Linked DNA regions of Mus musculus: region 2 is linked to region 1. The links are chromatin loops, found by intact Hi-C in ENCODE. Cell type or tissue: left cerebral cortex. All regions are shown on one strand. Links, peaks and the distances in the headings refer to the core of each region. The heading gives the core; the rest is flanking DNA.

Evidence for each region. A loop is a pair of places that touch in the nucleus more often than their neighbours do. Peaks named below come from ENCODE experiments on the same cell type or tissue, not always from the same donor. Only the 100,000 strongest peaks of a DNase experiment are listed, where the experiment ranks them.
Region 2: a loop joins it to region 1, with 2.8 times the contacts of the local background. A loop is called at or near these places in 2 of 42 quality-filtered maps.

The regions. Positions count from the first base shown.
Region 1 is chr13:44,393,853-44,404,040 of GRCm38, reverse strand. Gm33958 (a long non-coding RNA gene) reads left to right here and starts at 3,880. Exons shown (of 4, transcript XR_873330.1): 1 at 3,880-3,937; 2 at 6,789-6,860. In left cerebral cortex, for the core only: no CTCF peak of the experiment used is centred there; DNase peaks (open chromatin) are centred at 3,803 and 5,275.
Region 2 is chr13:44,068,749-44,078,936 of GRCm38, reverse strand. No RefSeq gene overlaps it. Among named protein-coding and RNA genes, the nearest start is that of Gm33630, 26 kb to the left of the region's middle. In left cerebral cortex, for the core only: no CTCF peak of the experiment used is centred there; DNase peaks (open chromatin) are centred at 4,589 and 5,578; H3K27ac peaks cover 1,613 bases.

The sequences.
Region 1 (10,188 bases), core at 3,096-8,095:
CTGGCAGCCTGAGTTAGATGCCCAGATCCATGTAAAGGTGGAAGGAGAGAACTGATCCTACTAAGTTGTCCTCCAACCCAATCTGGGCGACCACACACACACACACACACACACACACACACACACACACACTGAACAACATCTCAAAAACGAAAGTAGTGTCGGTGACTTCCAAGACATTGGGCTTAATAACTGACAAAGGATTTGAGTATTTGTTTTGGATTCTTTTCTTTCTTTTCCTTTCCCCTTTTCCTTTCTTTCCTTCTCTCCTCCTCTTCCTCCTCTTCCGCCGCCTCCTCTTCTTCTCCTTTCTTCAACAAGCTCTCATGTAGCTCAGGCTGACTTCAAACACATTATGTAGCTAAGGATGACCTCTGGAGGGCCGGGGTGACGAGGGCGTAGCATCGCACTCAGCTCGATCTGGATTCTTTAAAGAACGACTATATTACAGGAGAGAATGGCCCCTCGGCCTACATCCACACCTACATTTGCAGAGTGTATCTTTATGGATTTGCTTTTTTCTAGTTTTTATTTACAACCGTGGATCAACACTGCCATTGCCTTCGCATTCGTGTGTGGACACTCACAGAGCTCAGGACAATTTGAGCTACCAGACAAGCATGTTCTCAGCTTAAGCGGAACAAAGTGACACTCTTAATTCTCCTCCCAAAAATGGGAGTTCCTTTTTAATCTATTTAGTGCCATGTCCTTTTATTTTCTCTCTCTCTCTCTCTCTCTCTCTCTCTCTCTCTCTCTGTGTGTGTGTGTGTGTATGTGGTGTGTCCATGTGTGTGTTTCCTGTTTAAAAAATGTTCCAGTCACGGGGCTGATATTGCTGTCATGGGATTCTGGGCACAAGAAGGCTATAGTGTATCTAAAAGAGAGAGTTGGTGTGTTGATGCTTTCTTCAGGCAAAGGCTTCCAAGGTATTAAAGCTGAGAGGTCAACATTGACGATGGGTCACTATCTCTTCATAAAGCTAGCTTTAAACATACAAACTGAGATTTTTGTATCGATTGGCAAAAAGATGTTATAATCAGAGGCTCACAGAAACCCAACCCTGCATTTTCTCTTCAATTGATGACTTGGTAGCTGCTAATTTTATGATGTAGCTGGCTTTACAGCGCAGAGCTACCTCTGAAATCAAGAATCAACCATGCAATGAAGGTGGAGGGGTGGTGGTAGTGGTGGTGGGGCATTCTGGGAAGAGTGCTGTTAGGTTATGTACTGTTATCAACATGCTATGCATTTACACTCGCTACGATGTGGCTGGATGATGGAATATATGGGACCCACCAACATATATGCTTTTCCCACTGAACCAAACGTTCTGTAGCTCGTGGCTGGAACTGAAAGACAGGCTCTTAGAGGGATAGGAGCTTGTGAATCCCTTACTTCTTCCCACCCTAGGCTGGTCTGGTAGCCACGCTGTTTTGGAACTCGAGGGAGTTTATTAGTTGCCAAGGTAATATGTTTGTCTGGTACCCACTTCAAGGGGATGACTGGAGCTTGTTTCTTTTAATGTCCAGAATTCCTCACCATCCTGACTAGAACCATTTACTTCAGGTTGAGGTCTTACAGACAATTTTCTGAATTGTTTCATGGACATTGTTTATTCAATCCATTCTCTAGACAAATAATAAAATGAGACTATAGGATAGATTTATTCACAGGCAGGTCATGTGGGAGACCAGGTTGATCATGAAAGTTCTTTTGTTTAAGCTATAACCATAGAACCTTGATTTTTTTGTTGTTGTTGTTTGTTTTTTGGCAGGCAGGAAGACTTAAACTTAACCTGAACATTCCAGTGCGTGCCACATAGAAATGGTTTCACTGGATCCAGGGTAGACTGACGTGATGATGGCTTAGAAAGGGTGGTTTGGCTTCTCAGGGGAGCCAGGGCCTTAAGAAAATCATCTGATGGGAAGAAGAGAGCAAGGTGATCTCTCTATTGGTCTTCCAGGATGTGTTGTCCACAGATTCACAGATAAACATCTGATATGACCGCAATTGGGTATTGGAAGAAGGTTGGTTGTCTAGATTGGCCAACTGGGCACGTGCTAAGCCTCTCATGGTGTGTTCTAAAAGGTTTCTTTTTAAATGCCTCTTCTTCTTTAAGGGGTCCCTTGAGGTTTCCCCAAGAGAATGACAGCTCTATGGGGCGTGTGTATATGAGAAAGGAGGCATGCATGTTTCCGTCAACCTGGATGTGTTCCCGGAGTCTGCTTTATCTTGTCCTTACCCCATCAGTGTCTAGCCTTCTACTCATGTGCTGCTTTCTGTGACATCTTCTGATTTGACATCAGGTTTCTGTCAATCATGGGAATGTTCTGATAAGAGGGGATCTGGACCCTAATGTTGCTGAGGGGGATGGGCATTGCATGCATGGGATGGGTATGTAAGTATGTGCATGCATGTACACATGAGACTCCGGCGGGTGGCGGGGGAATTCGTGCAAACCTCAGTGCAGTAGAACTTACCTTTCCAGCAGATCTGCCTGAGGTCGCAGACACTAGGGCACACACTGGGTGGCTCCATCTGACTGTGCAAATCCATGTGACACTCCTTCTTCAAGGCTCATGGTATCAGAACCAGCGGCTCCTAGGTCTTCCTTGTTCACCCTCTACATCCTTGGTTCCTGAGTCTCCAGGAAGAACAGACTGCCTCCTGCATGCTTTGGAGATATGGCCTCTTAACCATTACCATGTTACTCTTGTGTTTTCCACTAAAGCTTTCTAAAGCTTCCAGAAATGCTTTCTCTCCTCAAATCTGGCTGTGGCTCTTTTTTTTTCCTGGTCTTTTTTTGATTAAAGGCCTTTGAAGTCTTCTCCCCATTTTCAGGAACAGGGATATATAACCACATGTCCCATACAGGGATTCTTCAGGGCCTATCTCTGTGTGTCAGCACAATGTCCCGCTTATGTGTGTGGTCGGTGGGGTGTAACTCATGGCTTTGCAAATGCTCTATGTCTCCACCCCCTCCCCATACCCTCTTTTCTTGATCCCCCAGTATGTTTGGATGGTCTGACTGGGATCCGTACTGTTTGGCCTATGGTTCAGGGAGTCGAGGTATCGAATTGGCTCAAGGTGTTGATTGATCACGGACTGACAAACCCCAGGAGGAGCTGTGGGTAACAATGTGTATTTATACAGGTATAGAAGGGAGATGGATCATTTGCGTTTTCTGTTCCTAATTCGGCATTCCTCTCTTTCCTTCTTGTTCTTTTTTTTGTTTTTTGAATGGAATGATGTCACCCACTCACTGGTTTTATATAGCTCTCGCTGAAGTAGAACTCAACGGAAATTGTGCCTATTAATTAGAAACCCAGAATGTGGGCAGTTTTGAACTGCTAATTAAAACTTACCGATTGAGTTGTATTCGTAGGGTTTGAACCCTTTTCTTTCTTTTCCTGAACCTAGAACTTTGCTACCAGAGAAGTTGGCTTCTTTAAAAAAGCATCTCCCTTTAAAATGGTTCCATTTATCTCCAGGAAAACCTCAGGTCCATTTTTTTTTTTTTTTTTTTCAGGAAGGGCCCGGAGATGCCTTCCTCCATATTGGCCAGGGAGAGACAGACATTCCTCAATGTCTAGGCTCCGTGGGGACATCAGTGGCCTTCAGCAGGGTCTCGAATGCTCCGCCCATCACCCTAGCCACCTGTAGGGAACCAGACAGATCCATGAAGGTAGATGACAAAAGTCTGAAGCTATGGATGGAACCCACCCCTTCATCCTTTCAGGGTCTGGACTCCTCTGCAGAAAGCCAGCAACACTGAAGCTTGCTCAGGAGTGTGGCTTTCTGGGCCCAGTGCCAATGGCTCACACAGGCCTCTCTGTTCACCCCAGACTGCATCTCAACCTGACTTTTTTTTTTTTTTAGGTGGCCCAGCAGGGATTCCCTTATGACTGGAGTCAGAGTTTGCACAGACTCCTAAGAGGTAGGTCTATATGTGATATCTCCAACAACTGGCCCCATTGTATCCTGGCCTGGGGGAGTAGTGAGAAAGGTTCTTGTAGCTGCGGCGGCATTTGAATCTACTGAACCAGGCAAGGCCATGTGTGCTGCATGTGCGTGGGGCCGCCGCTGTGGCCACGGGCTGGCCACATGCTTTGGGTTTGCTTTCTCTTTCAGAAGGAGGTTGATTCATGCAAAATGCTTAACAATGCCTGCCATGCACAGCGAGGGAGGGACTGGGTCCCCTTTGATGTGCAGGGTCTTTTTGGAGATTCCAAAAAAAAAAAAAAAAACAGTTCAAAAGGTTTTCTCTTGGACACCACACCTCCAGCATATGTGAAAGTAAAGGCCTGGCTCCCTGGGGCGGCATGCTGGGGAAAGAAGGTGGCTTCTTTCTCTTCTGTTTCTGGTCTGGCGCTGACCACAGGTTTTCAGATGTCTCACTGTCCTGATGGTCAAAGGAGGGAATGAAGCTAAGGGAAATGACCAGCTGAGCTTTTTGGATGTCCAGAGAAATAAGGACACACACCCTTACAGCCTTGTCATACAGTCAGATGGCCAGGGTGTGGTTGGTGACTTGCCAGCCACGAGGTATTTCCCTGCGGGTACTCCTGAGCTTCCAGAGGCCCCCCCCCCTACCCCCCCCCCCCCCCGGGAAGTGCAGACTAAAGAGGAGCCATCTGGTCACCAGGGTGGGTCCTGTCTCAGCTTGGCTCTGGTTCGTTTTCAGGTTGTAGGCACAGTGCTGTCATCTTTCTTGCTTCTCTCTGACGGGGTTAGGACTTAAGGATATGATTGGGCAGTGATGGGGATACTGGCTGAGTCCAAGGGGAGGTCAGGGGCTCAGATGCAAACCATTTGCCATGCTCCTCTGTTCCGAGTTTTCTGTGCTGCCCTGTCCTCTGGGGATGGGCTCTGGAAAGACCCTACCACGCTCAGTTTGCTCACAGACAAGAGGAAGCCTCAGAGAAACAGAATCCTTATGCAACCAACTACGGCCTAGATGCCAGGGGTTCCTTCTTTTCTATCTTGTACAAACTCTTTGGATTCCTCCTTTTGCAAGGCCCTTTCCCCATGGGTGGAGGGCTCCCGCTATGAGGTGTGAGGAAACTGCCTTGTAACACTGAGCGAGAACTAGTAAAAACCAGATGCCCCCATCCTTCTTCACTGTGTTAGTGAGAAGCCAAGGGGCAACCCAGGCTGGCTGTGCGGGCGTGGGCGTCGGGACCAGTCTGGCCTGTTTGCCAGCACAGGTATCCTAACACATTTCTCGAGAAGGGAGGCGATGTGGAGGCTCCCACAGTTTTGCCATCTGTTCTCTTGGAGTTAGACTCTATTTCTCTCTTCACACAAGGTAGGTTACTGCCCCCAGCAGCCGCCAACCTCCTAGCCAAAGCTGGCATCTCCGAAATGCCACAAATGCTCAGTTGGCCTTCCAAGTGATTTACCACAACATATGGAAGTATCCTGGCCAAGCCTATAGCTATTTGGCAGATTATAAGTATATATAAATCATGTGCTAATTTTAATGTAATTTACCCCTGCTCTACAATGCTCTCTGGTTGTCTGTCCTTCACAGGTTTCCTCACAGGTCTTCTTGACCCCCGAGAATGACTCTGGTCTTAAAGTGAGACTTACCCTGATGCACCCCTAAGGCTGTGCCCTTCCACTGTCCTCACAGGGAGTGTAGTGAATGAATTATTGTTTTTCTTTCCTGACTTGACATCCTTGTGGTTCCCTTGTTTCAAAGCATTCCCACACATGCCCTCCAGGTCATGGTGTACCTTTGCTGATTCCTGAAATCTGCCCTGAAGAGAAGAAGGTTTCTGAACGGGAAACATTGTCTTTACGTATCATAGACTGGTAGCCCTTCCCTCCAGGACACTCGGTTTCTCTCTTTCTCTGTCTCACCTTCCTTTTCTTCCTATCTTTTCCATCTTTCTTTTTTGATACCATGTCTCATGTAGGCAGAGTAGCGAAGAGTAATCTTGAACTTCCGGTTCCCCTGCTTCTACTCCCCGATGCTAGGTTTACAGAGAGGCACTCTATGACCCGTGGTTTATGTTACTAAGGATTGAACTTCTTGCATGCTAGGGAAGGATTCTGTCAACTGAGCTGCAACCCCAGCCTTGGGTTCTTGTTTTCACTCCGGAACAAACATCAGCCTTCAGTTACTGTGTGAGTTAACAGGTAATAGGTATTATTTAGTCAGATAAGTAGTGTGTTAAGCACTGTCTCTGATCAAGGACTTGGAAACACCCTGTACCAGTTCCAGTTTTACACGTGAAAATACTACTAACCTTTGTCAGCCACAGGGGGCACATGCCTGTAATCCCAGCACTTAAGAGGAGGAGGCAGGAGGGTCAGCAGTTCAAGGCCAGCTTCAACTATATAGAGTTTGAAGCCCGTCTGAGCTACAGGAGACTCCACCTCATCAAACAAACGAACAACAGTCAATTTTAAAGTTAGACTAGTACCGAGTACTTAAGCTGTAATGAAACATAAAGACAAGGACTCTTTTCTCTCTCTTATGTATGGTTCCCTCATAGCTAAGTGGAGGCCACTCTCAAATTCACATACACTTTGGGCTTTTCCTCCTCCTGAAATTTAGCCAGCTCGGTGGTGTAATTAATCCAAAGTGATAGGTAGAATTCCATTTCGTGTGTGTTTTCTTTAATGTTAGCCAATACTGTAGACAGATTTTATGCTTCACTTCAGCAAACAACGAACCAATTGACTAATCTGAAGAGCCATGTAATTAGAACCAATCTGTATTTATCAATTCATTTCCTAAGTTTGTTTGGCTGATTTAGCTTTCTGCCCGGAACTCCTAGGACAGCCAAGGATTTTCAGATACCTCTCGCTGGCTCCTAGAAGACATTTAGCATGAAACACTCATGGCCAAGGTAAGCACGCATGATTTGTTTCATGGCATGGCTTAGCTCTCTTCCATAAATTCTAGGACCAGAGACAGACTCAGGGATATTTGTTGGAGTTGTTAGGGAGCCTAAGTCTTTTTATGCTTTATTTTTTAAAGATTTGTTTGTTATATGTAAGTACACTGTAGCTGTCTTAAGACACACCAGAAGAGGGCGTTAGATCTTATTATGGATGGTTGTGAGCCACCATGTGGTTGCGGAGATTTGAACTCAGGACCTTCGGAAGAGAAGTCAGTGCTCTTAACCGCTGAGCCATCTCCCCAGTCCAGGAGCCTAAGCCTTAAAGGGCTAATGATGTTAATGGGCACATCAGGACCATTACATAACTGGAAAATTGGAAGTACTTGAGAAGTGAGTGACTTGATAGGGAGAAAAGATTTGAGTCTAATAAAATTTTGCCCCAAGTTGGAAGGTGTCTTGGACCAGGGCATTGTTACTGATGATGGTTAAGAACAAACGTTGTCTGTGTGATCGCTATTGAGACTACTGGTGCAGATGTTAATAATGTTGTGTCATTTTCCTTTGTGTCTGCTCTTCATGGTTTGAGGGCCGAGTAGTACATCTCAGTACCAGGAACAGCACCTTGAATGGAGCAGATGTTCAGAAATATTAACCGCGTATTAAGTCAACTGATATTTAGTTAACACGGATTGAACAAAAGCCTTAAATAATTCATGGTTTAGGTGTACACTGTACCTGCAGCCCTCTTAAAGGGAAAGCTCTGAGCCCCTGTATTTGTTAAAGCCCAGGCTGGGGATTAAAACAGAAAAATCCCTGAATACATGACTAGAGAGAGAATAGAAGTTTCACAGTCCAGAAGTCAGGAAGGTTGGGCTGGGACCTAGGCAGTCGCTGCAGATGCAGCAAGCAGGAAGAAGAAAGAGTGTGAAGAAGGGGACATGTTTCCCCCTTCCCCCTCCCCATGGGGCAGTGATTTGAAAGTGGCCTTGAGCCTTCTGCTCACAGTCCGTTGGTTATTTCCAGAAGGCAAAACTGGAAAGCATAGTCTTATATGCACAGGAGTTCCACTATTAAAAGTGTGGGGAAGAGATACTTGTAAGAAAGTAACCTCTAATACAGTCTCTAAGCTGAATTTCTCACTGAGTCCTTCCTTGGTCTGAATCAGCTGCAAAACAGATCTTGAGAGGAGGCAGACGTCTACTATGTGTGGGGTAGATTCTAGCTTACTTTGGCGAGATGACTCTCATTGTACTTTCTACAATTCTGCAAATAGAAGGGATTTTTAATTTTCACTGGTCAGCCAGTTTTCCTGTTTTTTTAAAAATAATATATGAAAGATATTCATTCTTCATAAATCCAATGGCTGTAGAAAAAGGTACCCCGTCCAGTGTTTCCTCAGATGCTTCAGAAAGGCTGATTGATACAAGAGCATAAAGATGAGGAATTTGAGTAAGAAGAGTGGTCAAGTGGAGGGAAGTCTCTAAGAAACGAGCTAACAGGCTCCATGTTCATAATGTCCCCTTCACTGTGGGTCAGCAACGTGGTCACCACGATCCTAGTCACCTCTTTTGTATCTCCGTTTCCCCTTCTGGGAAAGTGTGGGTGATCCTATCTGTGGAGAGCCGTGAGCAATCGCCATTACAAGATGGCGCCGTTTTTTGCTGTGCCTGGTAAACAAGTAATGTGCGCAGGTGCAAGAGTGAATTCGTGCCAAGTCACTGCCCATCCCGGGGCGTAGCAATGAGGCGATGGGCAAGCAACAAGTCAGGTGCTAACACGCCACTCCCAGGTGTATATAAGCAGCACCATTTCCCGGGGTTCGGGGTCTTCCTCCTAATGAAGCAATAAAGCTTTGCTGCAGAAGAATCCAGTTGTCCGAGTGTGTTCTTGCTGGTGAAAAACTAGCTCGGGACACCTATCTCAGTCCTTCCCTTTATAGATGTGTTCCCAAGAGTAAGGAAGATGTAGCGATGGGGTACCTTGTGCACGCTCTCATTTATAGAAGTTGCTTAGTGAAACCTCATACCTTCTCTTCTCTCCCATCCTTCTTCGCAAAACAGGGGCTAGTGTCATCCTGTGTCTGCTGTGTTTCTGTCGTTGTGGTAAACACCATGACCAAAAGCAGCTTGGGGGGGGGGCGTATTTCATTTTCATTTTCAGTTGCACATCACTGTTCATCATCAAAGAAAGTCAGGGCAGGAACTGAAGCCGATGCCACGGAGGAGTATTGCTTAGTGGCTTGCCCACGGTGGCTTGTCCTGCCTGCTTTCCTGTACTGTCCAGGACCACCTGACCAGGAATTGGTACCAACAGTGAGCTGGGCCCTCCTACTTGAGTCATCAATCAAGAAAATGCTCTACAGACTTGCCTCATGGGCCCATCTCATGGGTCAATCATTTTCTCGGTCAGATTTCCTCTTCGCAGACATGTCTAGGTTTCTGTTACGTTGACAAAAGCCAACCGTCCTGCAAGCAAGTGGAGTGGCTTTCAAGGCATTCCCTGTCGTGAATATTCCTAACCTGGGTATAGAGTCTTTCATAAGTCACTAAGGAAAGCAACGTTTTAGCTCTGTAGAGTGGTGACTGAACCAGTCAGAGGCTCTGGGCACAAGGTTTAGGCAACCGACCACAGCAGAGAATTACACCTCTGAATACACCTCCCAGGGCCCTGAGAACTGGATGGCTAGGGGCAAAGTTAATCAAGAGTTAGCTGAAGAGCTGGAGAATACAATATCCTGAGGCCTGGACAAGCTGAGTGAGAGGAGTCTAAGAACGTTAGGGAGGTAGGGTCTACTAGAAACCAGAAACAGAACCCGCTTGGTGAAGGTTGGAGAAATGACATGGAAGACATGGCACCCGGAGGTCGCAGGTTTGGTGGTTTCAGTCCATCTATCCCTTGGCTTCCAGAGCAAAGCAGAAAGTGGAGAGTTCAGCCTGGCTCAGGTTCCAGAGCAGCATGTCCAGGAAGAAAGGACAGAAGGAACAGGCTCCAGGGAAGCTGGGCAGCCTCTCACAGGATGGCAGTCCCTGGGCTAAAGAGGCTCTTGGGATACGTGAAGGAAGTTGGAGGGGTTTAGACACAGAGGGGGATGGCAGATTTCCTCCACAGTGATGATGGCTGTCCCTGCTAGGAGCAGATATCCATGTTGGTGATACAGAATGATCTAAACTGATGGGATGTCTTACAGAGAAGGGTGGAGGGGCCGGCTTTGAAAGCTGGTTGCCTGGAAACTGGAGGCAGCCTTAGAAGCTCAAGTCCAACCTGCTCCTTTCTTCAGTTCCTTCTCTCCAGTCTCCCTCCTCTCCTTCCTCTCCCTCCTCCTGCTCATTCCCCT
Region 2 (10,188 bases), core at 2,546-7,545, 320 kb after region 1:
ATCCTGGTGACTCTGGGAAGGAATTATGCACTGAGCTCTGGCTACCACAGGGAAAGTCACGCTATGTACCGAGCTCTGGCCACCATAGAAAAAGTCACCCTAGCTGCCATCCCTTTCCCTCCTTTATAGACTGTGCTTTCTAAACTGTGAGCCAAATTTAAACCTCTTCCCCTTTAAGTTGCTTCTATCCGGTATCTTGCCACAGAGGTGGAAGAAATAACATAGGGTGCTTGCAGTGTTATTATGGGATACTTCTTCATCTGAATAGACAACCTAATGCCTGTGTCTATACCCATATGTCACGCTCACAGGACACGTGTATTTACCCTGGAAAGCATCCTATGTCAAATTTATCTCTATCATTATAGATACTCTTCAGGAAAACCCTGATCAAGAAAGACATTAGGTTTGGATATTTCAGTCAGGTGAGACATAGAAGAACTAGCCTAACAAAACACATAAAATAACAGGAGTGGTATATTACACACAGATCCCAGAGAGAGGAGGGCAATATATTATACAGGGCCCATGGGAAGTGGGCAGCTGTCAGGAACACATGTATTCAATCACTGCGAGTTGTGGGGAGAGCACCAGAGAGGAAAAGAGACCTTTGGGGGTAAAGATTTTGTTGGAGTCCCTGACACGTCGTCATGGGGAGTTCTAACTGGTAGGACTGGAACAAACCAGTTCATGGTCATGCCATAGCTGAGCAGTGGTCACTGTAGTACATTTGTTCAGTGCATGCAGGTATGGGAGTAAGTGGCATGACTCAGACAGGTTGTATCTGTATGGGAAGGTTGTCACTGGGAGGCAGTTGGTGAAGGCATATGATCATCTTGAGAAACTAGGGGAAGGCAGAAACTAGAAACTACATTAGGGTGCTTAAGCCCTGTATTGGGTAAGAGAAAAATCCAAGTGAGTAGCAAGGCAGTATAAAATTATACAAATTCACTTCATAGGCAGAAGAGGACATAAAAGAGTTCAAATGAAGGGCAGGGAAAGAAAGTTTTCTTCTAAGACCATTACCTGATTTCAAGTCTTCCTCTTTGAATCGAGTATGGCACATCCACAGGGCAAATGATCTTGGAGCCAATTAGGAAGAAAGACCTAACTTGAAAAACCCCAAAGAGAACATTGCATTCATATTTTTTCTTCTAAATATAGTTTCAATCATAGAAGGTATTCTTTAAGATGTTCTCGCAGAATTCTTTTGTCCTGGCTTCTTTTGGGGGAGCAGAGGCTAATAGGGAGGAATGAAGCTATTTCTAATGCTCTGTTTAGAAATGATCTCTTCCTCTTCATTTTAACTGCTGGGATATAGTCTCTTTCATCTTTTTAGCCTAGGGCTCCATCTTCTCAGAGGGGTCTCCATCGACTGTTCTATTTCTTCCCTGTAATTTGAACTCTCCACCTCCACTTGCCTGAGTCTTAATGGAAAATCAATCCATAGCCCATCACTTTTGAGGACCCCTACCTCTCACTTTAGAGTGAATTCTTCAGACACGTCATGTGCACACAGACACGCACACATGTGCCTGCAATGATGGGCCCTCCGTCCCTCCCTCGCCCTGATGGCTCTTGCAGACGGCATGTAATAATAATTTTATATCTGACGCTGGCTGTTATTCCGTTCCTTCTAGTTCTAACTATTATTTTACATTTGCAGAAGCTCATTATGACTCATTGGGCAGCCAAAGAAACATAATGAGTCCACGATGATTATGCATGGCACTTGCTCCACAAATAGATATTAAACAGCTCATGAAATCTATAAATGTCCTTACTATCCTGGGTGTGTTATAAAGCTTTGAATCGATAATTCAGGCGAGCTTTTCATGCTCCAGAATGTAGCTTTTTAACTTTTTCTTCGTAGAAATGCTAGTTATTCACATACAGGGATGGGGGGAAGACTATAAGGAGTGGGGAGGAAAGAGAAATGGAGGAAAAGAAAGAAAACAAATTTGAAAGATACAGCTCTTCTTTCACACAGCTGGCTGCCAGTTGCCCACACAAGAGATAACCAATAGTACACACAAGTCATAAACTCAAAAGGGATTTGGTGAGTGTGCAAACAAATTATATGTCTGCAGTAGGGACTGGATTGGATGTGGCCACTGGTGTGGGTGATAGGCTTTCCTGATGGTTTACTCTGAGCCTGCACTGAGTATGGGTCCGTTTGCTATTTCTCCAAAAGCAAGATGATGCTGACATTATCCTCACAGATGGTAACACCACCTTCATCCATCAGAGAAAATCAACGCGCTTGCTGAATGGCGGCAAAAGGCCAATGATCAGAAGATGTTCGTGAGGGTTCTTGACTAAGAAAGAGTGATTGGATTTGACTGCTCCTTTATGGTTTATTCTGGTAAATGAATGATTTTTACCAACTACCGATTTGCCGAACCCAAATGACTGGGTATGATCTAGGCTGACATCTGTCCTGGGTCTTCATCAGATTCCCTGTTCTCTTCAGTTCCCATAACCCTCACTTACTGTTCCTTCACCTGCACCAAATTCCTTCACCTACGCCCTGCTCTTAGTCATGGGAAGAGCTTGTCAGTCAATCTCCTGGCCTCCAGTTCTGCTCTCTTCCACACTGAACACCAGCATAATGTTTGGAAAGCCATTCCTGGTGATGTGGCTTCTAAGTACTTATCAGTGAATTCCTTTGGCTTGAGAATAGAATACACATTCATTTGCATATAGATCATTTATGGTCTCCTATGTGACTCTCCTCCAGCCTCATCATCCCACCCCACTTCTCATCGGGCCCTCCTTCCAGTCTCCTTGAATGTTTGCATCTTCCATGTCTCTGGGCTTCTGGCTCGCTCCCTGAAAGCATTTGCCCATCTGATCCTGCATGAGATGGCTACATACAACTATTTCAAGACTTCTCATTTCCTCTGGCAGTTTTTCTGATCTAACTGTTCTGCTCATCATCTTCAGAGACACACAACTCAAAGGTGAGACCCATGCCTTGATTAGGTCAATAGAAAATAGAAGACACCCTCTGCTCAGTCCAGATCTGAGGATGGTTCATCCACAGGACCATATTTTGAAATTATGAAAGGATACAGGATCAGACATAGAAACTTGAGGCCAGAAGACACACCAAAACTGTCACAAGGCCAAGGACAGGAAAAAAAAAAGAAAGAAAGAAAAGAAAGAAAGAATGAATGTGTTCAATATACTCATTGAGATTTGATTGCATTATTCTCCCAGTAAAAGAAATAATGGGTTCCCTGATGGGGACTGAGACTGATAAATTAATGACACAAACACAGAGATTTTTATTTGATGCTTTCTTTCTCCCTCCCCTCCCCTTCCTTCCCCTCTCTCCTTCTCCCTCTCCCTCCCTCTCTCTCTCTGGAAACAGGTACAGGAATCTTCACAGAGAAGAAATGAAGATCAAAAGCACTGAATAGGGTTGACGCAGTACATATCACCTCAGCAAAGGGTAGTCAACTGTGGGGATATGACAGCACAGAAGCAAAAGGCCTTGGAGCTCTGGCAGTAAATTGTGGATACACAACTAGGAGTCAGATAGAGGAAACACTTATAAAAGATAAGGAGGAGTGCTCTAGTCTTATTTGCAAGAATTCATCTGGGCATCAGATACTTGTTTCTAGAGATCAGAATATCCCCTCCTCTTACAGGGAAGGCATCTTTCTTACCAGAAATTGACTCAGTACTTTAGAGAGGAAGAGGTAGGTCAGACAGCCTTGTGCACATCTACTGTTGCTCAAGGGCTTTCAGCTCAGAATAACCAAATAGACCAGTGGGAGGTGCATTTGAAGTAGCAGGTCCTGATTCATAGGAAAAGGGTCAAGAGTGGATCTGGAGGGTAAAGCACCCATCTGTGCTACGGCTCTGTAGTCACACATGCCCTGCAGAATTCTAGCAGCTTAGACCCTTCACTCCTATGTTGGTCTGCTCTTGGAAGAAAAGTGAACCAGTCACCTCTTCCCCCGTGCCCTTTGAAGTGGCTACAATGGAACTATAGTCTCAACAAGTAGTTTCTAAAATGAAATAACAATATTTTCAATGTACAGAGTGACAGAATAGTTAAAGACCTCAGGGAGCGTTTAGTCTGCTCTTCTTGTTTCAGGGGTAGAAAAAGTAAAGACTAGAAGCAAATAAATGCCCTGTTCGAGGATTACAATTCCTAGCAGCAGGCACAGGACTAGATCTGACTTTCCATGATTCCCTGTCTCCCTCTCTTCCTCTACCATTTAATTTTTATCACACCATCTCGAGTTATTCCTTGGAAGGAAAGTTTCCCATAAAACCAAGAACCGTATGTTTTGGCAACAAAAAAGAGACAGCAAGAAGAAGAAGAAGAAAAAAAAGAGGCTGGATATGCCTGCTTTGATTCCTCTGCCAAAAGCAATTTCTGAGTTCTCAGGATAACAGCACTTGTAAGCCCAGCAAAGTGCCACAGATCGGAGCCACGCAACGAAGTGTGGAGCCCAGGAATAACGTCATCATACAAACTACCTCTGGAGCTGGGCTGTGAGGCTGCTTTCGCTTTAACATCCTATTAGCTTGTTATCTTTAGCTTTTAAAGTCTTTCCTGGTTCCAAACCTACAGGCAGTGATGGTGAGTAGGAGGGAGGTTGAGTAAGATGTTCCTTAGTTGGGAGGCATAGCTGTTGGTGCCTTCCCCCTCAGTGATTCAGTCGTTGGCTGCTGTTGGTGTCGCTGCTGCCACTGCTGCTGCCACCGCTGTTATTTTCTTCTAGGGCAATGCTTCCGAAATGAATGCACAGTGGTAGCAAAAGTCATACAGTGTACTTAGCACAATAGATTCAGCCCTGTGTTTGTTTACCTGCCCTTACTAAATCACACTCTTGAAATCATCCTATATGCCTTTTGTCTGGATAACCTCAGATCTCGTTCAAGTGTCTACTGCATTGGGGGGCCGTTCCAAAGAATAGGGGAGATACTGGGTGGTCTTGAAAATGTGTTCAGTGGTGCAGCGCTAGAGGACTGAAGCTGGTATTGCTCTGAGCACTCACAAGTCCCCTTCATTTCACCGACAGAGAATGGTTCTCCCACTACCGAGTGGCTGGTGTAATAACCTGAGAAGATGATGTGCTTGCTGCCCCATGTGAATGGTGGGCATAGCTCAGATTTCCACGTGAGCTTTAGAGGCGACAAGACACCTATGAGTAGATGGATATCCCCACCAATAAAACGAAGGCTGTGAATTATAATGCTCTTGCTATCCAGGCCTCTAATGGGTATGAAGCCAATCCTCGAAACTCCTGCTAGAAAGGATCAAGAGGGACTATTTCTGTAGGTTCAGGATCTGTGTCGACTTAGGATCACAGGCAACTTTGCTGCCAAAAGAAACCCAGCACTGCATATTTTAGTTCCTCAGAGGACACGCAATGTTGGAAAAATCATTTTCCATCTTGCATCACAAAAAAGCCAAAGGAAAATCAGGAGAACTGTCACACTCTGTGAATAACTTTGCTACGTATAAGACAGGATTGTGTGCTGTGTGAGTGTATGCATGCGCACTCCATTCTTTTGGGAGGCACAAGGGAGAATTCCCATAGATGGGGGAGTGTGTGAGTCAGGGGATGTGGGAGAAGGCACGTGAGATCGTGGGATTACACTTAATTAGTTAAAATGTGTGCTTTATAAAAACCATTTTGCCAAAAATGAGCTTTGTGGGAAGGAGAAGGCAGCAGGGACGAGGCTGCGTGGGGGAGAGGGAGGACTGAGACGTGCCAAGAGCGAGGGAAGGCTTACTTGTTGTTGAATGTTGAATCCCACTGACGAGTGTGCCATGAGCCAATTCAGGGAAATTTGAATGCAAATTGAGAGAGTGCAAAACTACTGGGCCCTGATATTATGTAGAGACATTGTGTGTGTGTGTGTGTGTGTGTGCGTGTGTGTGTGTGTGTGTGTGTGTGTGTGTGTGTGTGCCCTATTTTTATAAGAACTCTGAACATTCCCCAGTGACTTAAAGTTTGGGAAATCCTTGCTTGTCTCCCTTTCCCATGTCCTGTCTTTCTATAACACAATAGTGGTGACATATCCCCTGGTCCTTTTCTTCTCGTGGGCCCTTGTGACTTTACCAAGTGAAGGCACAGAGTTCTTTCCTCTTGAGGATGCTATATCTTAGAAGAAAGAAGAGACCAGATTCTCACTAGACCATGAACATATTGACACCCTGTCTTTGGACTTTACAGGTTTTAGAATAATAAGAAATTATATCTTCTGTTATTTATAACTTCCCAAGTCTCAAGTATTCTATTATACTGGCTAGGATGGCACTAGCTACTGTAACAGCCTCCAACCTTCAGTGGCTCCGTGGATTTTGGAAAACAGACTAGACTGCTCCTTGCATCATGTGCCTGTGCCGTTCTCCTAGGGACTGGAAGTCCTTGGAGTCTACACTAGAATGTGAGATAGAGGGTGAAGAAGGGGACCATGCCTCTTCATAGCTTAAAACTCAGAGGTTACAGATATGAATTCCACGTGTACCCTCTGAGCCTGCCCCAGATGCTTGGATGTTTGGGGAACAGAGTCTGATCGAGTCACAGAAATTAGTGATGAAGACAGATCCTAGCCAGAATATTTTGCTACATAAGCAAGAGCTTGCAGTTTGAACAACAGAAATGGCTATACTCTACTACTGCCCACTTAGAGCAACCGCTCTTGACAATAAGGGGAAAAAATGACTAGACATCTTTTTCCATTGACCATAATGCTTTCTCCAGAGACAACAAAGGCAAAGCCCTAATATAGCATTTCTGTGAAATTTTTTAAATAAATGAAGTTAAGGATTCTGTGGGTTTCATTTTCCTTCTGTGTCCTCTGAGTTTGCCCTGCTCCTTCTCCACACCTGACACCCACTCCACCCTGGAAGCCCACTCTACTTCAGACACCAGCCTGTCCTCCCCACTGTTCCCTCTGGATTCATGATGTACATTCCTTTGCCATACGAATCTCCTTTCTCACACACATGTGTTTTAAAAGCCTTGCTTTTTATCAAAGGGTTTGAAAATACTCCCAAAACAATGGGGAGACATCTTTCTTTTTAGAAATCTCCAGACAGGCAGAACCATCAGTCATCTTCAGGACATCCCTGACTTTGGCAATAACACTAGGAACCAACACCTTTCCCTTCTCCCTGCTTGTAAATCAAAGGGCATGGGAGATAACTCATTCTTGATGGTGCAGAAGCTGAGATGAAGCAAACTTCAGTAGAGCCTTGACTCAGGTTTCACAGCTAGTTTATGAAGAATGACACTAAGAACCCAGGCATCTTGACTTCCTACGCCATTTTTTTTTCAGTTCTGATAAACAATCCTAAAAGCACTTGGGCTTAGGTATCAACACCAGTAGGCACTCCAAACGATAGGACATACACTTCTGTGGACATGCTCATGTGTGTGCAAGCATGATGAAATCTGTTATCAGCCCTGTCATCTTCTCTCACCCCACCCCCACCCCAGATCTTTTCTTAAAATAGGACTGATCATTTTAGGTGTCCACAATATTTTCACTAGGGCATAGTATTTGGTGCCTAATTAGTGCGGTTTCCCCCTTATATAAAAGCTACATGTGACCTAAAGACAAACTTATCAACACATGTACATGATAACCAAAATCAGAAGACATAGATGCTGATGAGAGAAATCAAAGAAGATCTAAGAGAATTGAACACTGTATCACTTGCATGAATGAGATGTTTCTTGAGTGGGATGTTTCATGAATGGAATGGATCATTACAAGTCAAACCTATCTAAAGAGTTGATCTAAAGAGTCAATAAGATATAAACCCAAGACTAAGCTGTTTTGACGACATTGACAAGCTGATTCCAAAATGAATAGGGTCATGCCAACAGAGACATAGCTAAAGAAAAAAACTAAGAGGCCACCGTGTGCCCTTATAAAAGCGCATCAGGAACTGAGGAATTGCTTAGCAGCGGAATGTGTGCCTGAAACTCATAGGCCCCAGGTCTGAAACAAGCACACATTGCTAACAGAAATGATTATGGACTAGTCCATTGTAAGGACTGAAAGTCTGGAAACAGACTTACCCTGCATATGTGTATATCTGGTTTGACTTATTAAATTATGGTACCATGGCTAAAGGACAATGTTTTCAATAATGGAACTGGTTCAGTTTGATATCTCTATAGGAAAACATATCTTGACTTTAGCACTCTCTTTCTCTATAAATATTGACTCCAAATGTGGAGGAAAGATAATAAATACTCTAGAAGAGAATGTGGCATATGTTTTCTGAAGAGTCAGGTGTTAGACATCTTGGGTTTTATTGGACCATAGGATTGACTCACAGTTGACATAGACATTAGGTAAATGCATAAGCAAGGTTGTGTCTTATAAAGCAATTTTCTTATCAAAGTCACGGGTGGTAAAATGGATTTGGGCCACAGATTATAGCTTGCCAATCCCCATCCCAGAAGATGACACAGGAGAATACTTCTGTGGTTTTTGACTTGGTTTTTAATGGCAGCTGAGGTACTAGCTGTAAAAGTGCTCTACATTGGATCCCTGTAAGTCAGAGTAAAGGGGACAATCTACTGAGTGTACAAAGTTAATTGTAGCACATGGGACTTACATACAGGTGTGTGTGTGTGTGTGTGTGTTGCATGTGTTTGTATGCATGTTTTTGCATATGGGAATGGTCATACGGAAGCCTAAGGTTGAAGTCTGGAATCATCTTTTATCATCCTTTCACCTTATTTGTGGAGGCAGAGTCTCTCAGTCAACTCATAGCTAGCCAATATGGCTAGTCATGCTAGCACTTTGCTCCAGGGATTTCCCGTCTCTGCCCTTTGGAGTTCAGAATTATACGTGGGCTTCCATGGCCACCCTGCATTTATGAGGGTTTCTGGGAATTTTCCTTATGATTCTCATGATTACATAGCAAGGGCTTAACCATCTTCCCCAATCCTCACGCTCTGGGTCTTAGGATCTTCAGTCGGAAGTCTCCTACACCATGTAACTTGTGATCGAATTAATTTGTTATCCTTTTCTTTCTCCAATTGTTCTTCATTAGAGGAATGTTGGCCATGGTCCTTTATGATGGGGGAAAGGAGACCCCCTACTTTTCTATTTCTACAATAACAGCAAAACTAAACAAACTCCCATTAAATGCAAATACACCTGGAAGTTTCCAAATGTGATGTAATTTAAAGTAATTAGATCAAAATCATGCTTAAGGTATGACTCATGTATGCGTGCAAATGCAAGTAAAATTAAGCTCATGTTTTTGAGTGGACAGTGGTTATCCTCGGGGAAGAGGGAATGGGTTATAAATTGGAAGTGCCTTCTGAAGTGGGTTGCTTGGGTGTTGATGAAATTCTATTCTTTGACCTGAGTGGTCCTTCATTTTGTGATAGATCCTAGAGCCATATATGTTTTCTGAATGCATTTTTCTACACTACATGATATATCACTTAAAAGATTTTTAAGAATTCATTAAAGTTAAAAGAAAAAGTTCACTATCATGTCTTCCCTTTGTGCATTTTAAACCCAGAGCAGGAAAGACACAAAAGCTACAGAGATGTTGAAAAACAACCCCCAGTCTCTTTGGTCTGGCTCCAAGATCCAACTAGCCTGAATATACTCAACCTAAAACGTCACCCCTGTTATTGACCCCCCTCAGGAGAAAGATAGTTCTAGACAGCCCCAAAGAAAGCTGTCTCGGGATTATCAAGTCAAGAAGAGAAGCCTCAAGACTTTCTTTCCTGGCCCCATCTTCAGTGAAGTCTTGAAGGAAGTGGTTTTCTTCACAATACAGTGGTTCAGGTTTCTATCAGTCAGTTCAGACTCCTTCTTCTCTATGGACTGGGTGGCTTCGTAAACTGTATGCACTATTGTTTGTTCAGCCTTGGTAGAAGAGGATATCACTCCAAAGCCTCTGGGACTTCAGGTTTCATGGGGTAAAGACAAATTTCCCCATTCTTATCTAAACAGAAGAATTCCACCCGCTCCGGCTCCATCTTCCTAGAATCTTTATGCATCTCTTCCTTCTAGCAGCTCCTCCTCTTTCCTTCCCCTCCTCAGCGGAGAGCTATAGAGAAGCAAGTTGCTTTGGTAAACTCCGTCATCCCTCTCAAGCATATATTGAGCATCTGCGGCACACCAAGCACTGTATGCTAATGTGATAATGGGAAAGACAGGCCAAGTGGAAACACT